Linked DNA regions of Homo sapiens: region 2 is linked to region 1. Evidence: chromatin loops called from intact Hi-C (ENCODE). Cell type or tissue: heart right ventricle. All regions are shown on one strand. Each heading gives the region's core, and the rest is flanking DNA. Links, peaks and the distances in the headings are about the cores only. Region 1 overlaps PAM (peptidylglycine alpha-amidating monooxygenase). Region 2 overlaps PAM (peptidylglycine alpha-amidating monooxygenase).

The links. A loop is a pair of places that touch in the nucleus more often than their neighbours do. Peaks named below come from ENCODE experiments on the same cell type or tissue, not always from the same donor. Only the 100,000 strongest peaks of a DNase experiment are listed, where the experiment ranks them.
Region 2: it touches region 1 in a loop (2.2-fold over the local background); 6 of 110 quality-filtered maps call a loop at or near these places.

The regions. Positions count from the first base shown.
Region 1 is chr5:102,953,939-102,962,290 of GRCh38, reverse strand. PAM (peptidylglycine alpha-amidating monooxygenase) reads right to left here. Exons shown (of 26, transcript NM_001177306.2): 13 at 2,232-2,416; 14 at 1,062-1,133. Among named protein-coding and RNA genes, the nearest start is that of GIN1, 160 kb to the left of the region's middle. In heart right ventricle, for the core only: no CTCF peak of the experiment used is centred there; no DNase peak of the experiment used is centred there; H3K27ac peaks cover 1,957 bases.
Region 2 is chr5:102,757,842-102,766,193 of GRCh38, reverse strand. The region is part of intron 1 of PAM (peptidylglycine alpha-amidating monooxygenase); the gene reads right to left. Among named protein-coding and RNA genes, the nearest start is that of PAM, 6.7 kb to the right of the region's middle. RefSeq lists an enhancer at 3,956-4,105. In heart right ventricle, for the core only: no CTCF peak of the experiment used is centred there; no DNase peak of the experiment used is centred there; H3K27ac peaks cover 6,021 bases.

The sequences.
Region 1 (8,352 bases), core at 285-8,284:
CTAAGCTGTATTTTTTTGAAGGTCACTTTGTTAGAATGAGATATTATAAAACATCCGCTGTATAATTTAAAAACCTCAGGATCACAGTTTACTTTATGCTTCTTTCAGAATGCATTTTCCCCTTTCTAAAGTCTCAATTGTTTAATTTTGTAAAAACTATTCATACAAGAGTGATATTTTTGAACTAGACCTAATGTAATACATTTTGAAGAATTCCAATAGCAGCTAGCAATAAGAAACAGGAAACTTCTACATGTTGCTAATAGAAAAATCCTTTCTATTCCTATTTGTGCTGTCAGTAGAAGTGGGTTTGCATTAACATGAAACTAACGTTTAAAAACGTGTATCGTAGGCCAAAAACAACTTTTTAGGATAACAAACTCCAAAGCCTAACCCAAAGCACTACCTTCCAAACAACTGGCAAAAAGCCAAGATTCAGGGAAGTAATTTTTTAGTACCAGCACATGCAGTATATGACATACAAGCATCAAACATTACCACTTTCAATAAACAGAACAGGGGAAGAATGATGCTTTTTTTAAACTCTGCAGATGGCAACTTAACACAAAACTATAGATGTATAAGACAATAATCGCTCCTACCTTGATGAAGGCAGAGAAGAATGACTTATAGAGGTAAGATGTGGATTTAATTCTTAATTTCTTTTTTTCTTGAATCTCAAATCTACTTAATGAACATACCATACAAAATATACAATAATTTAAATGGTTAAGGTTATTAGATTTCAAAAGCAGCCTGATGGTTTTTAATGATTATGCTTGCACTTATTTGTACTATACATAAAAATTATAATATTAAATGAAGTAAAACAAAGACAGAAAATGAAACAGCACTAAATTATATGAATGAATTTTACTTTCAAAGCTAAAGTGCAATAATTGACCATTTTCTCATGAATTATGCATTGTATAAAAATAGCAATACATAGTGTTTGAGGCAGATACAGAGAGACATACAATATCTCAGTAACTTTACAATTTGGTTGCCTACTTGGAAATTGATACTTTTATAGGACTAGTTATAGAAATAAGCATACATACCCTGGTCTAACACTTCTTCTTCTTCTCGTTTTGGCTGCTGTAGTAAAGGAATCTTATCTTTATATTCTGTTTCTGTAAAGGATCAAAGAAGCTGAGCATAAATTTGCAGTATGTATTACATACTTAAAATAGTTTATTGGAAATAGTCCATCAACATAAAAATACTATTCAGGGTCTTGTGCTTATTACCGTATTAAGAATTTATAAGACAGAAATGCTCTAATTCATAAGCTCCCCACCCCCCACCCCCCAGCACAACCTACCAATTACAAGACATCTGACTTAATAACTAGGTCAACTACCCTTTCAATAATATATAAATGATACAGAATTTTCAAAATGCATTGACAAAATGACTCATATTTGTTTTCTTAAATTAAATTTAGCACTGTTTTAAGAACATTTAAGAACACTTTAAGGCATATTCTATAAATATAGTAGAATCTTAATAAATGGCCAGAATGCTATGCTAACTTCTCTCATAAAATTTCCACTAGAAAGAAATAAGAAGCTGCTCTAGCGTGTTAAGACTGAACTTGCAAAACTCAATCAAGTCTCAGCATACTTCATGCGATAAAACAAGGAGTAGACTTTGCAATTTTAAGTTAAAAAGTGACAGTCAATATGACCATTTTGCAGAGGAACTATATATATGTTAAATAACAATTCTGAGAATTAGATAAAAAAAGTCAAGACTAGCAATGCTTCACAAATCAATAATTGTTCTTTGCCTGAAGAAGCCCATTAAATGGATAATTTAAAGTATGGCTGGAGATGATAACCATTTTCCCTGGCAAACTGTAGTGATCTTTAGAACATGGTGCATAAATTCATAAACTGTGTAAGTCATTACTGGTTAGGGAAGGAGTTAGATGAGGAAATGAGAAAACATGAATTAAGTGAAAAAAGGTCTACATTTATGGGATTGGTCCCAAAATGAATCTGTTTCATCCCTGGCTGAGATTTTCCTCTTTAACTGTTCTGATGGGTACATGTCAGGGAGGGGAGATAGGATATGAAAGAGAAAAATGAGAAAATAAGAAATATGTGTGTACATGTGACTGGTAGAAGAAGGGAATAAAGATGATTTTAAATATCATCAAACAAGATACATACAAAAATATAAAATACAAAATCATATATTACTTTATATTAAACATCAATTATTACCTTTATGATGTTCATGCATCATAACCATATCAGACTTCACGGGAATTGGAATGTTGGCCTCTGGTGGTATGGTTCTGAACATATCTGGAGCTACATTCTGGGTACAGGTCATGAAAGAAACTGCATGCTTGGCTTCCATGTAATACATAATGTATAAGTTGCACATTTCATCACTAGACGTGCCACTGCAGGCAAAAAAAAGATATAACAAATCAACTATTCACATAAAACACATGCTTAATGCAAGAAAAATGAAGCCCTTAGATCTGCCAGCAATGGATTCAAAGGTAGAAATATTGTGCATTTATTTTATAGCTTTCATTAAAACCCATCACAGTTTTCAACATCAAAAGCACATTGTCAAAGGCATATTTCCACTTAACAATGGAGTGTCAGTTTGCAGGCACACCATGAACACTACTAAATACCACTGATGAAAATGGCATTTTAGTAGATGAGGGAATATGGTACTTTCTTTTCTCTCTTGAATCTTTTTATTCTTTAGTCCCCTCCTATTTGCTAAAACTCATAGACTGGGAAAAGTTATTGTTCTCGTGGAAAATCTTTATTATTTCCTTAACAATGGTAAAAATCAGAAACCTTCAATATAATTATCATATATTATTTATTATAAGTCTTTAAAAATGGCTTTTCCTCTTAACATCAAAAGTCCTGGACCTTGTTTTTGGTTAACTGCCTCCTTCCTTACAGCCAGATGAATCTAGAATCATGTGTCCCCACTAAGACATTCAAAGTGTATCCCTGATGTCTGACTTGGCAACTAGGCTTTTATAGCAGGGTTGAAAAGAATGCCTCAGGAATGACTCAAAATGAAATCAGCACTAATCTTTTTTAAGGGTTGAGATGTGACGGAAGTAGTGCTGTACAGTTGAATGACTCAATGTTAAAAATAGATTTTAAAACAGTGGATATTTCCAAGAAAAAAGTTCCCAATGATAGAAAAAATATCTAATAGTTTACAAAATATGTATTCTGCTTCCTTACTTCACATGGGTTATTATATATTTCATTCTCTTTAGCATTATTAGGAAGGAACCATTTAAGTACACCTTCACAAGACTTTTACATAGCAAAGTTGTTTGGGCAAAGGAACATGTCCATTTTAGTATTAGTATTGACAATTTTTAGCAAGCCTACACTAATAAAAAAAAGCTATGAGGTAGGTTATTTGCTGTACAGAAATACATCAGTGTTGATTTTTCCAGCAATGTCATGCAGCACTCACTTTCTCTCCATAGCAACAGTATGACATCAGCAAGGGAAGGAAAAAAATAAAAATATTTTTCAAACAGGGATTTGATTTCTCTAAGCTTTGAAAATATAGAGCCCTTGAGAGACCACAGGAATAAGCCCCTGCCATGGGAAGCTCTGTTTATGCTTTAGAAATCATTTGGCTTCTTACTCTCTGAATCTGATACCTGTCAGTGTAATTGCCTCTCCCGTGAAATATAAGCAAATAGTGAAGTGCAAAGCCAAACAAACATCTGTTCACTACACATGTCTTCATGGTGTCAAAACACCATTCCTAAGAATTACATTTTAACAGCCTTGGAGTTGGTCAGTATGTGCTATAAAAGGAATGGCTGTTGCAAAAATAATAAACTGGAGCCTCCCGCCATATTATCCTTCTCTTTCCTGCTTTAAAAAAAAGGAGGTATATGTAGATCAACTGAGCAAAAAGGAAAAAGGAATTTTAGATGTGGCTCTAGCTTTAAAAACCTTTAATCATCTTGCAGAGAGGAAAGGCAAAATAATCATTTAAGCATCTCAAATTAATGAAAGGAAAAACATTTTAAATTCATATAATAATTCATGAAACTTGCAACTCATCAATGGATGGGTCCTTCCATATTTTCTCTTTTTGGGAATGCCAATACCCATGTTTTCACTGGAGAAGGTATACCCACCCACAACAGCATATGTAAGAAGCCAGTATCCTGATTTTTTTCCTTACTAAAAAGCTACACACAATGAAGTAACTATCACTGCTGGTCTAAATATTGTTGGTCCCTTGGGCCAGTGTGTTCTCTGTTGCATAAATGGAAATTGTTTATTCTGTGAGCTATTATATGTTTTTATAAAATACTTAGAGAGGGAATTCTAGAACTTTTTTTACTCTTCCTACTAGAGTAGTATTTCCACAATTATTACCACAAAACTTTGGTCCTTGAAATGCTTACAGAAGAGTTGAGAAAAACTTACCATATGGCCTGCCGGGCACGATGGCTCACGCCTGTAATCCCAGCACTTTGGGAGGCTGAGGTGGGTGGATCATGAGGTCAGGAGTTCAAGACCAGCCTGGCCAAGATGGTGAAACCTCGTCTCTACTAAAAATGCAAAAATTAGCTGGGCGCAGTGGCAGCTGCCTGTAATCCCAACTACTCAAGAGGCTGAGGCAGGAGAATTGCTTGAACACAGGGGCAGAGGTTGCAGTGAGCTGAGATCTCACGCCACTGCACTCCAGCCTAGGTGACAGACTGAGACTCCGTCTCAAAAAAAAGAAAAGAAAAGAAAAAAAAAAGCAAACAAACAAAAATCTTACCATATGAACAAATGAAAATGTTGGGCTATACAAGTTAAACAATGTTGTACTGCCTGATCCTTTAATACACAATGTGCTCATGACTGTATGGTGGGGTGGGGGGCGTGGATACAGTAGGTTCTATTCCCTAAATGAATCTGACCGGGCTCCTTTGTGTTGCTGTGTGTTCCAGGGCATAATTTAAGAAAAGCTGTACTGTAAGACTTGCTCTTACGTAGGTAGAAACAAAATGCTAGTATTGTTTAAGAATGACCAATCAAAAGGATTTCTTCAATAGAGTAGTGTGCATGTAGTAAAGCTATATAAAGCTATTCAAATGAATATACATAGATATGCATACAGATGTGTAGCTAGAAATGTTTCATAACATGTCTTATCTGTATAAAGACAGGTAAATATCTATGTATATTCTATCTATATCCTTCTATCTGTCCATCTGTCCATCCATTCAGATAAACACATAGTTCAAGCTTTCAGAAAAATCCATTAGAGATTTAAGAAGCAACTAATACTGCAAAGCTTCAAAATAACTAATATAAAATATCTTGTTAATATATATTTCCTCAAAGATAATTTTGGTGTTACATGTATATTTGGAAGGATTTGTTTTTAACATACATTTGAAAAAAAATTGTACTAAAAGTAAAAATTTCATTTCAAACAAGTGAAAGGTAATTAATCTGAGAACAAGGAATTAAATTGTGCAATGTCGGCTAAATCAGGACAATAATTTACTCTTACTAAATTAAATTCATTATTATCACCAAAAAGCAGTAAGTAACAAAAAACAAAAGAAAATTATAGATCGTAATTATGGAGAAGAATATGAAATAAAAAGGTGGCATAAGTTTAGAATAATTATATACTAATATTGGAGACAAAGGCAGCAATTACTATATTAGAAATAGTGTGTACCAAGGTACAAGGTTACATGTTTGAAAAACACATGTACTTAAGTATAGCAAATAAAGGAAAATCAGTAACTTTCTGAATAATGTAACTCTTTGTCCTCTACAACTTATGATCACACTTTATTATTTTAAATAGCATATTTGAGAAAATAAAAATAAAAACATAAGCTAAGGTCGCAGGTTATTTCCTCAAAAGTGAATTATCTTACCATGTACTGAATTAACTTTTGAGAAAAATTATGCATATATGTGTAAGAGTATACATATATGTATGTGTGTACACACATGCACATATACATACACACACAATACACTAATTCAATTACACATACATTATGTGTTAATTTGATACACATATAAATGTGTTTGCCTTTACACACGTGATTTTCTGAGACATATTAATCAGCTCACCAATACAGTTCATTTGGGGTACCAATTCTATGATTCAAAATTGAATTTTATCAAATAATTTAGGAATCTTTGCTATCACAAGGAAAATTTCATTAAAAGAGCTGAACAAAAAGAGTCATACTTTATTCCTTTCCATCTATAATTAGACTTGTAGTCAAGGTAACTCTGAGCTCCTATGTGACAGAGAAACTATCATATGCTAAAAATGTCAGGAGTCAAATCATCCTTAGTATCAGCATCACAGTTTGCTTATTTTATTTTACAATCATTCACCTTTCATTCAAAAACAAAAAATCTCATTTTAAAACAAATTGCTTTCTGTATTCCTAAGGGAGTATTTTGACACATGTACCCTTAATTTCCACCGAGATCAACATATGCAATTCAACTCTGCTAATCTGAGTGATTTATGAACATGAGAAAGTAGGAAGGGAGATTATGTCCACTGAATGGCCCTTTAAACATTCTCCAATGCCAGTGTGATTCCTTAAAATGATGACTGCTGGCATTACTTACATTCCAAAATTACAGTAGTGCATTTATTTCATCTTCTTGAATAATAAAGTGCTTATGTGATAACTTCCTGTTTTATACTGGCATACTTAATATAAATAGCTTTAGGTCTGACATAATGTGTGAGCCTGAAAATTGGAAGCCCTTGATAAATATGTGTTGAATGAAGGAAGAATTAATAATCCTGCTTAATAAATGTTTACAACTTCATATGACATAGCATGTTTGCCCTAGTATATTATACTACTGAATAATGAGTCAGATCAAATTTTTGTACTCAATTGATCTGTGGGATTTCTGAAAATATTTATTTATATCCATATCTGTTTATCCATCTGTCTAATCTATTTACCTAGGTTCCATGAGAGCTTTTATTAAAATATATTATATTAGAAAGATATGTAATACAGATTTAATAAAGCACCAAGTAATCTGAAATGTATGACTTAAAAACTTCCAAATATCATTGTATTCCATGTCTATACCGCAAACACTCCACTAGCTCAAGAATTCTTCACCTCTACCCCGTTTATATTCAACAAATGTTAGGCTTGAAAATAGGCAAAATCGGTAATAGTAATTTTAGAAAGAAATATAAAAACTTCAAAGAAGTCATTTTACAAAACTGTTAATCATTTCTTAAAAAGTTTCGTGGTGCCTTTAAATGTATACATTAAGAAGTTATTTATCATGTAACTTTATCTTTGCATGTAATATATTTAAAAATGCAGATTAAAGTGCTATGTTGGTATCCATGAACATTCATATTTTAATGAAATGACCCATTCCAAATGAAAGGTATGACCAACAAAACTGACCAAATTGGTAAATATTGTCTACCTAGTCCCAATAATTAATATTAAATTTTAGCATATAAACTTTTAGCCTGATTAGCTGACTTAATGAGCTTAATTGGCTGACTTAATTAAATTCTGTTTTTATTTAAACTTGACTAAACATTTGAAACGAATTTAGAGAAGTATCATCCTGAATATAAAATATGTAATGCAGTCAAGCACAAAATATTGCTTCTTCATAGAACAATTAGTAGTACTATGTTGTCAGTATATATAATACTTTGGTGCAACTTTATTTAGGCTATATTATTCATATTTACTATTTAAAAATAAATATAATATATGGGTAAAACATTTTACCATTAAGTATATTTATTAATATATCTCATATTAAATATACCTACTTTTAAAGTAGTTTTTATTATTAATATTACTTTTGATTGACAAATAATGGTAAGCACTTAATCATATGTTCTCATTTATAAATATGAGCTAAGCCACACGGAGGCAAAGGCATAAGAATGATAAAATGGACTTTGGGGACTCAGGAGGGAAGAGTGGGAGGGGGTTAAGGATAAAAAAAACTACATATTGGGTACAGTGTACATTGCTTGGGTGACAGGTGCACTAAAATCACAGAAATCCCTAAAGAACTTATCCATGTAACAAAAAACCACCTGTTCCCCAAAAACTATTGAAATAAAAAATAATTTTGTAATATAAGGTACAATGTGATTTTTTAATATATGGATACAGTGTGGTACTATTAAATCAAACTAACAAATCCATCACTTTGCTTACCTATCTTTTTTTTAATATTTTTTTATTTTGAGACGGAGACAGGGAAACATTGCTCCTGTTATTTACTCTATAGCCCAGTCTGAAGCGCAATGGCATGATCTTGGCTCACTGCAATCTCTTCCTTC
Region 2 (8,352 bases), core at 228-8,227, 200 kb after region 1:
CCCCAAAACCTTCCTCCACCCCAGTCCATGGAAAAACTGTCTTCCATGAAACCGGTCCTGGTGCCAAAAAGGTTAGGGGCTGCTGCCTTGTATCATATGGGAAACTAGCTCTACATCTAATTTACCATTTAGTAACACAGAACTAATTCACCACATTTGTGATTACCCTTTCTTGTATGTGTATTGTATCATGCCGATATGGGTTGAGTTGTGTCCCCATAAAAAAAAAAGATGTTCAATTCTTAACTTCCAGTACCTGTGAATGTGACGAATTGGAAATAGGGTCTTTGCAGATGATCTAGTTAAGATGAGGTCATTAGGGTAGACCATAATCCAATATTACTGTGTCCTTATAAAAAGGGGAAACTTGGACACAGAGACAGACACACAAAGAGGAAGACAGGAAAGATGATGTGAAGACACAAGGAACCATGTATAGGCCAAGGAACATCTGAGGCTATCAGAACAGGTTCTCTCTCACAGCCTTCTGAAAGAACCAACCCTGCCAATATACTGATGTTGGACTTTTAGCCTTAGAACTCTGAGACAATACATTTCTGTGGTTTAAGCCACCCGGTTTGTGGTACTTTGTTACAGCAGCCCCAGGAAACTAATATGCAGGTTGTAGATGAAGTCGGCCCAAGCTTGCATGGTGTGGCTGGAAGCTTAAGAACCCTCACAGAGTTCCTGCAGCACACACTTACATGACTCTACACTATGTGAAATGGTGTGAAGAACCTGCAATTTAGATGAGGATATGGACTACACCCACCTAAAATATTAAAAATAATGTCGTACATTTGCTTAAAACACTTTGTACATGTTTTATTTCACTTTTTCTTCACAACTACACTGAATGAAAGAAGGGAGGCTTGGTATCTTCATCTTATTGACAAGAAACCTGAACGTTGACTGTTTTGGCCAATGTCACATATATACATGGCAGGGCAACTACTGGTGCCAAATCTTTTCTAGGAAAAATGAATACAATCATGAATATTTTAACTTGGAACAATGGTGGCACTTTAAAAGTAGAGCTTCTTCAAGTGACTCAAGGAAGGACAAAAATAACATCACATAGACTGAGTAGGCTGAGGGGTTCTGTGATCCAGGTAAGCTGGAATAAATCAGAAGAAACTGGTGGAAAAAATAACTCTTGAAGGAAGTGATGGAAATAGGCCAATAGAAAGAAAAGAGGCTTCATGATGAATAAAAACAATGCCAAAAAAGAAAAGAATAAATTATGTGGAAAGCCTAAACAAACATTAAAGGGAAGCCTTCAACTGAATAAGAAGTACAGAAAGGGTTGCAACAGCATGTGGGGTTGAAGTAAGATTGGGGACTTTTAGCTGGGCTGATGAAGGGATTGTCATTGACAAGACAGACAAGCAGTTACCACTGACAGTTTTTGAGCACGGTTTGCTGTTGTGGTAAAGGAAGCTGTTCTAGTAGCTGTGTTAAAATCAGTTTAGTGGCGGAGCAACCTGGGATTGTAGTTGATATAGTAAGGGACTTTGAAAAACTGATCAGGACTGAAGATAATGACCCCATATAGATGCTTTAAGTTTTAGCTACCAGCAAGACATTCTTAACACTTTTCTTCCCTCACGCCCCGTATTTCTGGACATACTGGCCTTCTTGGTATTCCTTGGTGGTGGAGGTATAGAGGCAGAGTTCCTTTGTTCCAGCCTCAATATCTTATACCTGTTACCGCTGCTTCGTAGAGAATCTTTGCACAGTTAGTTCCCCGACTTCATCTGGGTTTTTGCTCAAATGCTACCTCTTCAAGAGGTTTTTGTTGACCATCCTGTGTAAGAGGACCCTCTGCTATCATTCTCCATTCCCTTATTTGCCTAATTTTTCTTTACAGGACTTATTAGTACCTGAAATTATATATATATTTATTATATATATGTTTTTAATATATATGTTACACTTAATGATTATCTGTCACTCCCATTAATAAGTAAGCTCCATGAGTCCAAGGACATTTTATGTACTGTTCAGAGTTTTATTCCTAGAGCCTGGCACAGAGAGTAGCATAAAGTAGGGAGTCGCTAAATATTTTTTGAATAAATAAAAGAAAACCCCAACTTATTCCCGAGTTCAATTAATGGTATTCCCCCCAAAACACTTTCGATCTATCTTCACTGCCACTTCCCAGTATCCACCACCAGACTGGTACACACTGTCATGTCAAATTAAATTAATGCAAGAGCTACCCAATTTCACCCCACTGACATGCACACCCCAATCCAACTCACGCCCCCACAGATGATCTTACCAAAACACAAATCACATCAAGTCCCCAGCTCCGACCTAAAACACTCTCCTATGTTCTTATGAGGAAAACCAAATTCTTCATGTGGCCAGCAAGACCCTTTGTGGACTGGCCGGCCACCAGCCAAGGGGTCCAGCCTCACAGTAGCTCTTCTCTCCCCTTGATCTTCCTCAGTTACTTGATTTCATTCTGTTCCCTTCTGTAAAGGGCCTCTGCACAAATGGCAGTTCTCTCTGCTTTCTGGAACACTTTTCTTCCTACCCTATCTCACATTCTCCTACTCATACTTCAGATATCAATCAAGTGTCACTTCCTCAGGTTCCTATTATATAAGCCCACAAAATTCTACTGTTCTATTCAGAGCATTTACCTCTGCCTGTAATTATACATAATTATTTGTTGTTGTTGTTGTTGTTGCTGTCGTGTGTAAATTTTATTAGGGATTGTCTTCCTCCTATACTCTTCACTCCATGATAATGCAGACCAGGAATTTTTTGCTCATTATTGGATCTCTGGGGTCAAGAACAGTGCTAGGTACATGGCTGACACTGAATGAATATTTGTTGAATAAGTGAAACCCAAGAGCTAGAGGTCACTGTCAAATACATAGATAAAAAATTTTTCCACTAATACTGAGGTAAAGCTGGAGGCAAAGATATTAGTGAAAATCTATAATAGGACTTAGAGCTATTATTAAAACAGAAGGAGAGTGGAGGAACCCAGGACAATGCAAGCTGAAACAGTGCTAACTATCTACTGGATAATCATGGGACCAAGAGAGTCTGTTTAATTAGGGAACTAGACAAGAACTAGTTCAAATAATTTACTGACACCAGGTAGTTATGACTTAGGTAGTGACAGTAACTAGGTGAAAGGTTACATTTACATATCCTATTAACAGCTCCTTGACTCATCATCAGTCTGCTCTGGAAACATTTATCTGTGCAGAGAAACCATTAAAACTTTCCTCTCCTTGGCATTTTCTATTATAAAAATTCTGCAAAAAGTCCTTAGTTCCCTGGAAAATGTTTTAAAGGCATTTCACTCTGGTCGATTAGGCATACAGTAATAGCTAAGTGAGGCAGGGGCCACAGAGGAAATGGCATATAATAGAAAGAACCACTTCGCTCCTGATTAAAGTTACTCATGTGCAGCTTGAGAAAATGTACACACCAGAAAGCTCTGAGCACTACAGGGTATCACGGGTTAAAGGACAAGGCCTAATTTTTTTTTAACCCTCATTGTTACCGCTTTATTCCCCAAACACTAGAACCAATATAATTCTAAATTCTCCCCAGGGAAAGAAGGAGTTTATTAGCTTACTTTTATTTCCTTATTTCAGGCTTCTTTTAAAATAAGATGTAGCATTGATGAGCATGAAAAAAAAAATCTAATATTGCTTCCACTCATTGAAACCCATCAGTGACTCATGCAATAAACAGCAAGTCTCCTGGTTTTGTTTCTGAAGAGGGCACACCAACAGTTTCAACAGCATACTCCAGTTTTACTGGAAACAGTTCTCAAAAGATGACTTACCACACCCTGCCTGAGAAAGGACAGCATGAAACTGGGGAAAATTCTGATCTTCAGAAATACAACAGACAATGAGTATTTCCAATTTCATGCTGTTTATATGAAGAGAACAGAGGCACAAGGCAAGACAAGCCTGAAGCACAGGTAAGAACTGTGGCAAATAAAAGAGAAAGGAAAAATGAAAGCACACTGAACAAGTGACTTTACCAGATTCAGCAGGGCTGAGGAAGGGGAATTTGGGGGAGATAACCAGAGTTTTCTACCCCTACAAAAATAAGATTTCAAAACTCACAATTAAAAGAAAAAGACATTTAACAAAGTAACGTTTTTAAACTAAATGGGGAAAAATCTCACTAGTTAACAAATGCCTGCTTTATGCAAGGGACTCTACCTTTATACAAACCCTAATAGCATATGACCTCGGCTCTCCCAGAATTCACTGAATTTGAAAGGAATGTCTATGAAAATAAGGATTTGTTGATGTAATTAGTAATGTAAATAACAGGTATACATATAACCTACAAAAAGTTTTCTTTAAACACTATAGAAGCCTCCAGTTACATGCAACAATTATCATGCTATTCAAAATTAACTAATATCTTCATAAAAGTTCCCTTCAAAAGAGTTCTAAAAGATAACATAAGTGCTTAAAAATAATAAATTCTATCTTTAAAATATTCTAAACTTCAGACTTTTAAAAGCTTGAATTAATCTTTATATAAGTAAAATGTTACTGCACTACAAATGAGTACTATTTTAAAACAAACTTACTTTGGCATAAATAAGTGAAATTCTCAAGATATGAAATTTATAAGGCATTTTTAGCCACGGAAAAAGCAGGTAGTAGTATGATTCTTCCATAAGGGCCTCAGACTTTACTTTTATTTATTTCTACCACTGTTTTTGTTTTGCTTATGTTGTACATGCAGCAGTGAACTGTACACTCAATGCAGGTAAAAACCGTCCTTTGTTACTGCAACTGTTGGCTGGACCTATTATTCTTTGTGCATTTGCTTCCCAGTACTTGTGGCCCACACTCTCTACAAAATGAGCTTCTCCTATCTGATAGGGAAGCAGATCTGCTGCTTTGATTGTTTCCTTAATTCTGCGGTGTCATTTAAAGTTGTACTTTAAAGTATTATGTTTTATATTTTTTGAGTCCAGTTCCCTCCTTTCTTGAAGCTACCCTCTTAAACTCCCTGAACAAGAGCCATCTGGAAATCTTGTTCCTGTCCTCCATCCTTTCTGTGAGACCACACCAGCACAGCTGGGTTGCAGCAGGCACTGCCGAGGTGCTGCTGGACTGGCTATGCTCCAGACCCTCACTGTTAACATGCAATTCTTGTCCTTTTGTGTTAAGCATGGTTAGTAGACAAAGCTCAAGACAGTGTTCAGCAGTTCAATCTCCTTTGGGCACAGATCCTAATCTCACAATCACACATGATTTGAGTAACGCTGTTTATATGTAGAACTTCTGTTGCTACATGGTCCCAGTCTGCCCAGTCTCCAAATTGACAGTGTAGATACTTTTCCACTTTTCTTTTCCCCAAGAGGCCTGAACTAAGTACTGTATAGGTTATCCAAACAGAAATATTTTCTTTGTATTAAAGGGACTCCTGTGAATCTAACATGAAGTCAAACATCATTTTTATGCTGTCGAAATCAACAACTTCTACTGTCTCTACTCACTCACCAACACAAACAAAATTTGAAGCTTTAAACCAGCAATGTCCAATAAAACTATCTGCAATGATGGAAATTTTCTATATCTTCTCTGCCCAGTACAGTATCCACTAGCCTTGTATGGCTATTAAGCATTTGAAATGTGGCTACTGCAACTGAGGAATGGATTTTTAAAATCGTATTCCATTTTTAATTAATTTATACTTAAATTTAAACAGACAATGTGGCTAGTGGCTATCAATAATTAAGGGTCTGAGATTTTTATCCTACTTGCAGGCTAACGAAATCAGGGTGCCACAGTTTCATGGGGATGCTGGAAGAAGACAGAAAATTCTAGGGTGAGAAACAAAGGACTATACTACTCACAAAAATATCAGTAGCAGTAGTATCAGCATAGTTGTGCCAATGTCCTGAAACTCAGTTCCCCCCATGTGATGTGAAGCAGATACTTGATGATCTGCATTGTCAGAGGGGAACCCTGAGCTTAGGGTACTTGAATCTTTTAAACTGGACAGTAAAACCTACCTGCCCTTTGCTTCAGAGGGAAAGAATACCTCTATCTTCCAAAACTATCTACCATACAAATGTCTTTAAGAGAGTCTGGGATGAAAGCAGTAAATGCCTTTGCTCACAAGACATGCAAAAGTCTGAGTGACTAATGGAGAATTGAATCCCAACATAGGGGTATCATACATATCTCTGAAATCCACTCATCTCCCACCTGCTTGAATACCTTGCTTTTAGCCACACTTAATTTCTTCCTATGACCACGGTAAGCTTCCAAATGGTTATCTTTCTTCCACCACTGCCTCCTCCCACTCATTCTCTATACAGTAGCTAGACTGCATCTTGTAACACAAATCTCATCTTGTTTCAGTCTTCAATGTCACCCACTGTCCTTAGAATTAGGCCACCCCTCCTTAGCAAGTTCCACAAAGCCAGTGCTTCCCTTGCTTGTCCGTTTAAGGTTTATGCCTTTAGCCACATTAAACTCCTCTCAGTTTCTTACATGTAGAGGTCATAAAGTGGTGGCCCTAGGTTGAATTCCAACTACAGATTTGTCTGGTTTGGCCCACAGAATAGTTTTTAAAACATTTGGGTTAGTTCATATTTGGGAGATTTCATATTTATAAAATATGAATTTTAAGCTCCTCTTTAGAAATCAAGGCATCTGGCAACACTTGGCCTGCATCCCAACCTGACAATACTTGGCTGAAATGAGTATCTACTTTTCCCTTTAGACAGCTTGGATTCTCCAGATTGCCACGCCTCTCCCTCCTGCTCTTACCTATGTATTGTTTAACATTTTCTGCCTGACTTCCATTCTAAGGCATCATGCTCCCTTTGGTCTCTTTCAATCTTCCCACCTCTTCAGCTGCTAACTACCACTCATGCTTCAGGTCTTCATGTATTCATGCTGCTAGGAAGTTTTCCTTCACCACCACCAACCCAATTAGGATGAGATGATGCACTGTGTGACATTCACCTACCCAGGACCCTGCTATCCTATCTTCTGAGGTTCTCTTCACTACCCTTATCATGGCATGAATCATATGGCATTATAATTTTTTAAAAATTTTCTTTATAAATTTATAATTCTCTGTTTACAGATCTGCATCCCTCTCTAGACCTTTCAGTCATAAGAAAGTGACTATAACTGTCTTGTATACCATTGTATGTCAGTGCCTAGGAAAAAGCCAAACGTTTAGTGTGGGCTGAATAAACACTTGTTGCATAAATGAATGAAAAAAGTTAGCTGAGGAATGGCTATTTCAAAATATTGGGGAAGAGTGTATTTATATTTTTATATATGTATTCATTTTTAAAATGTGGACCACTGAAATTCCATTCCTTCCCCCCTCCCCCTACCCTGGAGAAACTAAAATAACTACTTGAGTCATAGAGCAATAGCTGTATACTGGCAATGTGCTAAGAACCACACATGGATTAGCTCATTTAATGCTGACAACAGTCCTTTCAGGTTAGTATTTCATTATTCCCATTTTGGAGAGGTAAACATTCAACCCCAGATAAAATGAAGGCCTTATTCTCCACAACACAGTAAATTGTAGGGATACATGATGACTGAAATTTCTGCCAGGATACCTGAGAGCACATGACACCAACAGCAGCTTTATTCACAGCCCATCTTTTGAGCTATTTGTATGTGGTTTTAATAATTAGCTTTCGCATTCAAATGGTAAAGAAAGTTCTTATACACACAAGAAGCATTTATGGCTATTATACCAGATGACACGGCTTCCAGGGCAGTAAGAAGGATCTTTAATCTCATTTCACAAATAGAAAAACAAAGGTATGGAACAATAAAGCCAAGTGTAAAGTTAACATTATGTCCCTCAGGCTGCCCCTCAGCCTGCCATGCCTTAATGTGAGAGTCCAATCAAAGCCTCAAAGCCCAGTATGTAAAGCCTAATAAATTCTGCACATAGCAGATAGATAAATTCTTCCTAGGAGGAGGAAAAGAATCAGAGATGTCACTGAGTCACACAAAATACAACCTAGACAGAAAGTCAAGATCCCTGGTCAATCTTTTCCAGGTGGAATTCTTGCTCATTCTTTGCCCCAAGAAAAAAAAAAAAAAAAAAAAAAAAAAAAAAAAAAACAAAATTCTAAGTCTTTTTTTTTTTTTTTTTTGAGACAGGGCCTCTCTCTGTGGCCCAAGTTGGAGTGTGGTGGCATGATCACAGCTCACTATAGCCTCAACCTCCCAGTTTCAAGAGATCCTCCCTCCTCAGCCTCTTGAGTAGCTGGGACTACCGGCGTGCACCACCACACCTGGCTTTTTTTTTCTTTTAATATTTTTTGTAGAGAGAAGGTCTCACTATGTTGCTGGT